Linked DNA regions of Homo sapiens: region 1 is linked to region 2. A link is an interaction called in ENCODE POLR2A ChIA-PET data of the cell type or tissue named here. Cell type or tissue: CD4-positive, alpha-beta T cell. All regions are shown on one strand.

The links. Peaks named below come from ENCODE experiments on the same cell type or tissue, not always from the same donor. Only the 100,000 strongest peaks of a DNase experiment are listed, where the experiment ranks them.
Region 1: POLR2A ChIA-PET joins it to region 2 with 5 read pairs; 1 of 35 experiments calls an interaction of 5 or more read pairs at or near these places.

The regions. Positions count from the first base shown.
Region 1 is chr3:56,591,384-56,595,383 of GRCh38, forward strand. It overlaps CCDC66 (coiled-coil domain containing 66), which reads left to right. Exons shown (of 18, transcript NM_001141947.3): 8 at 1,587-1,718; 9 at 2,108-2,358; 10 at 2,561-2,645. Among named protein-coding and RNA genes, the nearest start is that of CCDC66, 36 kb to the left of the region's middle. In CD4-positive, alpha-beta T cell, no CTCF peak of the experiment used is centred here; a DNase peak (open chromatin) is centred at 2,278; H3K4me3 peaks cover 875 bases; H3K27ac peaks cover 3,463 bases.
Region 2 is chr3:56,781,623-56,785,622 of GRCh38, forward strand. The region is part of intron 1 of ARHGEF3 (Rho guanine nucleotide exchange factor 3); the gene reads right to left. Among named protein-coding and RNA genes, the nearest start is that of ARHGEF3, 18 kb to the right of the region's middle. RefSeq lists an enhancer at 2,182-2,581. In CD4-positive, alpha-beta T cell, no CTCF peak of the experiment used is centred here; DNase peaks (open chromatin) are centred at 1,399 and 2,429; H3K4me3 peaks cover 1,954 bases; H3K27ac peaks cover 4,000 bases.

The DNA of each region.
Region 1 (4,000 bases), 190 kb before region 2:
AAACAAATATACAGCATCCACTCTTTTAGCTTCCCTGGGTCACACTGCAAGAAGAAAAACGGTCTTGGGCAACAGATGAAATAAACTAACACTGTGATAGCTGATAAACTTAAAAAAAATTGCAAAACACTTTCATAATGTTTTAAGGAAGTTTACAAATTTGTGTTGGGCCACATTCAAAGCTGTCTTGGGCCACAGGTTGGACAATGCTCGTTTTTCTTTTCCCATTTTGACCTCTAAAACATTTCTTGAGGTATAAAAATTGTTAAATCTTTTACCTAAAGATAATGTTCCTTTTGAAGTGATTGTTTTAGACTTAAATAAGTTGGATGGTTTTTAATCTGGTTAGAATGTAGGAGGACCTGAGATAGAAGGATCTTTACTTTTTGTATAAATATTTCTTCTGATCAAAACAGTGAGTTGTAAACTATGAGCTTTGTGATCTTTTCTGGTAAAAACAAGGGAAGAAAGTAACATTGTGAGGTATATCGTCATTGTAGGATTCTGTCAAACAGTTTTTCTTAATTATGTCTTGTAGTTATTTCATGTAATGAAATGTTTTGTTGTTTGCCTGTTGCATTTCAGAAGAATTTGAGTAGAATATATTTTTTTCCTTTTTTAAAAGAGTATCCTAAACTCATCAATTAAAGTGGCAGCAAACTTTTATGCTACTGTTTTCATTTTTTACTTTTTCCTTAAGATTCAAAGACTCGTTCTGGACACAGTATATTTTTGTTATTGAAACATCATAGGCTGTGATAGAGCTGTAGTAGCAGAAACCTAGAAGACAGAGGTTCTCCTAGAGAGAGACATGATTCAATAGGGAAAGTCTCTTGCTCTCACACATCTTTCTATATTCTCCTTGTTCTTGGTCCAAAGACAATATTCCAAATGTTGTATTCCAAAGCCAAATGTAAAACAATATTCATCTGTTTTAAATTAATAACTCTTTCAGCCTCTAAAAGAGACTTAGAATTTTGAAAAACAATATTTTTGAGACAGGGTCTCACTCTGTTGCCCATGCTGGAGTGCAGTGGCATGATTTCAGCTCACTACAACCTCCACCTCCCGGGTTCAAGTGATTTGTGTCTCAGCCTCTCAAGTAGCTGGGATTACAGACATGCACCACCACAGCTGGCTAATTTTTTTTTTTTTTTTCAGTAGAGATGAGATTTTGCCATGTTGGCCAGGGGCTGGCCTTGAACTCCTGGGCTCAAGTGATCTGCCCATGTCAGCCTCCCAACATGCTGGGATTATAGTCATGAGCTGCTGCATCCAGCTGAATTTTGAAAGTCTTTTAATTGTTTTGGAGAAAGAATTTTCTGTTTTTCATTAGAAAATTCCCTTCCCTTACACTTAGATATCTTATTATATATCTCTGATCTAGTATATTTAAAATATGATTCTGAGAATCAGAATATATCTACTTAATTCTTTGAATTCAAATTCGTTTGAAGTTATTGCTCCTCTTACAGATAAATGCCTCAGTGGATTAAATCTGTATGTTACTTTGGCAAGATTTGCACATATTAAGTGATTAGAAAAAGAGAACTGAACTTTAGATGGCTTTTATGGCTGTTGTTTAGGAAACAGTACTGCTGGAGCACCCTTTCAGTGCTGTGAAACAAGAACTGCAAAGAAAATGGATTGAAGAGTTGAATAAGCAAATAGAAGATGACCGTCAAAGAAAAATAGAGGAAAAAATTATATATTCAAAGGTAACTTATGAGGTTTTGTGGCTATAAAAGAAAAAATAAAATCAAAGTCTTTAATCAATTAAAACTAGAAGTATTCTGAAACTCTTGACAAGACCAGAATATTCCATTTATTCCACATTTGCCCATGTGAACCTGTTTCATTGAATGCATTATGTGATGTTGCATAGCTTCTTACAACTTTTTAGAAATTTCCTAATTCTTTGAATTTCTCAAATTTTCAAAGCTAGTGATCTATATGTATAAGGACTCTAAACAGTACAGTCTTGTTAATTTTTATGATGCTTATTCTGCTCTAAGGTGACTTTTAGAAATCATCTTTGGTTGTCATTTAGAATTATATATGAGAATAATTGGAAAAATTCTTAGCAATTCTTATTTGTCATCATTAGGGTGAGGAACATGACAGATGGGCAATGCACTTTGATTCATTAAAGAGTTATCCTGGTTCTCAATCTCAGCTGTTCTCTCAGTCAACACACAAACAACCTGAGTACTTCTGTGTCTCTCCTGACACTCAGGAGCTGGCTGATGTCAGCAGTGTTTGTACACCTACAACCGGAAGCCAGGTTGAACCTTCAGAGGAGGAGCATATAGCAAAACCTATTAAGGATGTGGTTATGGCAAACAGTAAGAAAACAAAGTAAGTTCATGCTTATGTATTTATTGACTTTTCAGAAAGTCTGTGTGCTTTAGTAAGACTGTTGTTATGTCTAATTGGTTTCAGGTTTGGTATTTGTCTTTGAAATAGAAATAATTAGTAGATTTATCCCAAACAAAAATGATTTAGCTTGTTGAATCTACCTTTTTGAGGTTTTGAATAGCTAATGTATGTATCTTGCCAGCTTTCTCCGTTCTATGACTGCTCTCTTGGACCCAGCTCAGATTGAGGAACGAGACAGACGACGACAAAAACAATTAGAGCATCAGGTATTGCATTGTTAAACATTGTTCTTTACCTTAATAAGTAACAGTCATGGTGAACATATACCTAAGTAAATGGAAATTTAAATTCTGATGTAAACTTTACAGCATAGGTCCTGTCCAGTTGTGTCACGAATCCAATCCCTACCACAACTGGCATTGTAATATTAGAATTAGCTTATCAAATGCTACAGCCACCTGCCTTCCAGTACAGAAGGTCTTTAATATATTAAGTTGTATATGTGAATTTGTGTTGTCTTAGGTTAGTACTGGTTTTTTTTTTTTTCATCAATTTATTTCTCCTGAGTTCTGTTTAAGATGAGAATTCATTCTTTGAATAGGGATTGAACTAGAATTATGACTAAGAAATCTAATGCATAATGGCCGGGCACGGTGGCTCACGCCTGTAATCCCAGCACTTTGGGAGGCTGAGTGGGCAGATCACGAGGTCAGGAGATCAAGACCATCCTGTGAATGGTGAAACCCCGTCTCTACTAAAAATACAAAAAATTAGCTGGGCGTGGTGGCAGGCGCCTGTAGTCCCCAGCTACTCGGGAGGCTGAGGTGGGAGAATGGCATGAACCTGGGAGGCAGAGCTTGCAGTGAGCTGAGATTGTGCTACTGCACTCCAGCCTGGGCGACAGAGTGAGACTCCATCTCAAAAAAAAAAAAGAAATCTAATGCATAATATAAGAAAGGAGGCTAAAATTAAAATTAAAACTTCCTGTCCTGATTTTAGCCTAATGCTAAAGGGACTTTAATATCTGCATAATTCTTCAAATCCTTTGATATATGAATTTGGCATCATTAATGTTATGCTTAGTCAGTGAGCAGACATTTGCAGAGCATCTGCTACTTAACAGGCACTATGCTAAGCACTGAGATTATTTCTTCAGTTTTTTTTAATACCATTTCCTCCAGTAGCCCTCCTAGGGTTGAAGAAAAGGCATGTAGAACTTGACAGTACAAATGGGAGATGGGAGAAATGCATTGGAAATTTGACATTTCCACTTCACTTATATAAATAATACTTTCAGTATGCTGATAAAAACTTATTTCTACAGTCACCAAACTAATGCTTCATGGATTTTAAAAATTGATATATAATGTTTTATATATTTATAGGATACATATGATATTTTGTTATATATGTAGAATGCGTAATGATTCAGCCAGAGTATTCTGGTATCTATCACCTTGAGTATTTATCATTTCTGTGTTGGGAACATTTCAAGTTTACTAGCCAATTTGAAATATATAATACATTGTTGCTGACCATAGTCACCTTACTATTGCTATCAAACATTAGAACTTATTCCTTTCATCTAACCATATGTTTGTACCCATTAACCTACCTCTCT
Region 2 (4,000 bases):
TGGTACTTTGTTATAGCAGTCATAAGAAACTAACACAGGTGGTGTCTGCTGGATTTCTCCACTGTAAAGTTAATATTATTCTCTTTGTAACTAACACATAGTTTGGAGGACTTTGTGACTTTGTGCATTCTTCTTAGCCCAATTTAGGGAGTGTTTACTCAGTATGTGCAAAGTGGCCTTAATTGAAGTATACAGGTGTCACTGTTGTGGGGAATGTCTCCCAGCTGAATAGGGAGAATCAGAAGGTTGAGCCACAAAGAGTCAAGAGAGTCAGTGTCAGGTGGAGCTGGCAAGGAAGGAGCAGGTGGGGTGGCTGGAAGGCAGGGCATGGTGCGGTGGACAACACAGGAACGTAGGGCACATATGCAGCACTGAGGAGGCCTTCATAGAGCTGCCTGAGCAAAGGAGGAGTAAGACTGTGGGTACAGAAAGGGGAGCTGCCTTGGAGCTTGCAAATGACTCTTCATCTTATTTTTTTGGAAATAGAAAAAGATAATAATAATGAAATAATTGTTCCTAATTCTAAAATTTCCATTGAAATATTTTTTCTGTTCTTTTTTTCCCCTGGCACAGAGCTAACTGACCTGGTGTCATCTGTTCCCAGAAGATGAAAGACAAATAATGAGGCCCAAATCCCAACGGAAACCTGACTTCATTGATTAGGCCAAATGTGTTTCAGAATTATTGGTTTTTAACCCCCAAGGTGAGAAAAGGTCTTCAAACTCAGAACTATAATTTTCCTCTTGTATGCTTATCAGTGATTTCAACAAAGGGACTGCAAGCTTTGTGGACTTTGACAAACCACCAGGAACTGTTCCGGGAGGCATCCCTGCTATCTTTGTCTTGGCTAATCTCAAACATGGAAGCCACATTCTTGTGTTTGTTTTCTCCGGCCGTGAGTTTGGTTGCCAGTTGCCTCACATTAGGCATCCAAGGGGGATTTGATTTCCTTTTTGATAAAATGGCTCAACTCTTTCCTCCATATTAAGATAAGGTGCTATGAGGAAAAGATCCCAATTTCCTTCTTAAAAAAAAAAAAAAAGCTGGGGTTTGTTTTGTTTTTGTTAATGAGGGAACAGGGACAGCCTGGATAACTAAAATCCACAAAACACCCTGAGTTAGTTCAGTCTCAAACCCAAGCTGCAGACAGGCTTTCGGGCTGCTGGATTGAGACTCCAACAATCTCTTGCCCCGTCTCATGGAAGTGCTAAAGAGCAGATGATGAGAGAAGTCGCAAGAGAGTCTGGGCAAACCCACAAATTAAACCATCAACTCTCAGGTACATAAAACTGAACATATTAATGTTAGAGGGATGACGTTTATTCTCTGTATATCAAGCTCTGTCTGCCTGAGCCAGTCAGCACCAAAAGCAGATTCAGCACCTATGGCTTCTTGGCCAAAGTCTCCCTGTGAGGTGGTTGCTTTCGGGGGAGCCTTGAATAAGGGAGAGGTATAAGGAGGACAGTTGGCAGTTGGCTGAGCTCACACAATGCTGGCAGGAGCCTCTGAAACCATGCTCAGAGGCCCTGCCCAAACCAGCTTCCTATAAAACACAAATTAAAAAAACAGGGGTAGAAAGAAATCACACTTTATGACAATTTCTGTAGTCCTCCTAGCTTCATTTCCTCCTGGCCTCCCCTGTTTCCTTCAAGTCCAAAACACATGGTAGCAAAATACTATAGCTCTCTAGTGTTTGTAATAAACTGCATGGCAAAATGAAGGAAAGGTGGGGGTAGGCGGCAAGCGAGATGGATTTCTTCCGGTACACCCGGGAGAAGCAATTAATTTTACTACAAATTTGGAGAGGGTGAATGTTCATGGCATACCATTTTGTTTCTGAGAGAAGACTCAAGCAAGTCATTACCTTCATTCTTCTTGGTACCACTGAGTTTTTGCCCCCACATTGGAAAAGTAACCTCTCCTACTTGCCTGCCATGGGGAAATTCATTTTTGCTGAGTGAAGGTTTATGGGCTGAAAAAAAGAGCCTTGGGAAATAATTCAGTAAAATACAGGACTCTGAGAGGTGAAGCAGGCAGCAGCCTAGGTTACAAACATAATCTCTAAGCAGAGCCAGTAAAATAAAACAAAACCACTGTTTCAGACGCTGTATTTCTGGCTAAGGTTTCACTCTGCAATAACTTTCAAAGTTACTCGTTTTAGTCAACATTATAAGGGTAAGTCAACATTTGTCCTGGCAGCAAGCCCAAATCTGTTATTTTATTAGTCTGCTACTGGTTAAATTGGCCCAAGATTAAACACATCTAATAAACAGCCCTAAAACATTGAAGTTTAGCAGAAAACCACATTCAATTCTCTTTACACAGGATGTTACTATTACTTAACCTTGGGCAGAGGGAGAACTGCACACCCACACCCCTGTTAAGTTCCTTTTAGCAAACACCAGCCCCCACTGCCTGAAACTCATCTTGGTCATGCCCAGACATGATGCTACAGACCTTCAGAGAAAGAGGAAGCCAAATATTTAGCTCTCTCTGCGGTCCCTGGCTCCACATCTGCCTTCTGAGGCAGAAAGGGCCAGATGCTCAGAGCTGGAGAACTTTAAAGAGTTCAACCTCCTTAAAAATTAGGAGAGTTGCCAGCAGCATCAAGTCTCTGTGGCCCTTATGGGAAGGCCAGCCATGGGCCCGGAGGATGTTTTCTCACATCAGGTTATGCATTTTTGGCAAGAATGCCACAGAAATAACGTGCCTATAATGCCACACCCATCCGCCGGTCTGGAAAATGGGGCTGGACATCCCTGGTTGGATGATGCCAACAAGGCACCCAGAGGTAGAAAAGGTCTCCTGGTCACACAACGAGGCACCCAGAGGTAGAAAAGATCTCCTGGTCACAGCCACGGGGTCCAGAGGACAGTCTCTGTGACTTTGGGGTTCCGGAGTCAGTCATTTCCTACTGACTTCTTGGAAACCTTTGGGTGGAATATATGTTCTGCATTTGTTTATCACTGTAAAAGGGATTCCCTCGCTTCCCCTTGGGTGGGGTTGGAGAAGGAGGAAAAGGATGCCACTGGAGTTCCATTCCTGCTTCTTTAAGGACATTTTCTGGGCTCTCTCAGAGCTTAGGAATAATCTGAATGCCTCTGCAGCAAGTGACAAAGTTCTTATCACTCTGGCCCAAAGAGTGCATTGATTCTTTGCAAAGGATCTAAGGATAAAATATGAGCCAACCTGTCTGGTCAGAGTGCAATACCCTACGACCTTGGGCCCAAAATATAACCTCTATAAGCTAGTTTCCTCTACTGTGAAGTGAAGATGACTCTCCTACCTTCTCACAGAGTTGTTGGGAGGATCACAGGAGACTAGGTGTATAATATGCTTGGCAGACACCCGCCTGTTAGTCCTCAGTAAATATCAGAGTATTGTCCTTATTTCTGTTGTCCTGGGAGAGGCATGGTCTCTCTGCCAGCCTGCGCCCCTGCCCTCTTCTATTCCCTGCAGCACTGGATTTTGCCTTGATCCTTCCAGGGACAAAGCTAGAGTTCCACGTCACCTGCCAGAATCATACCAATAACTGCTCTGGCCACTGAGGCTGCTACGAGACCATGTATTTTGATGCCATATTCCTGCCTTCCTTTTCTTCCTGTGGTTTTATCATCTGTTTAGTCAAGCTCTGGCTGGATACGGCAAAACTAGCGGTGGTCTGGCAGGATTCAAGGCTATATTGGAAGAAAGGAAAGCAGTAAAATCTCAAGATAAGGACCCAAGTCCTAATCTTGGGTCCTTATAGATGGGTCTTGAGGTTTGCATTATCCTCCCACCCGCCCACTGCCACCAACACTGCTGAATTATGGGCTAGAAGAGCTGGTCTCCAGTCTTGCCAGATCCCAATACTGTCTGGAATTAGGCAATGAGAGGAACTCTGGTCATTCAACCCATGTCGGATGTGCAAGGTGAAACTTCACAAAAATAATGTGTAACCAAGAAAGGACCACACAGAACCACAGAAAAGTCCTCTCTCTTTCTCATCCATCTGTCGTTC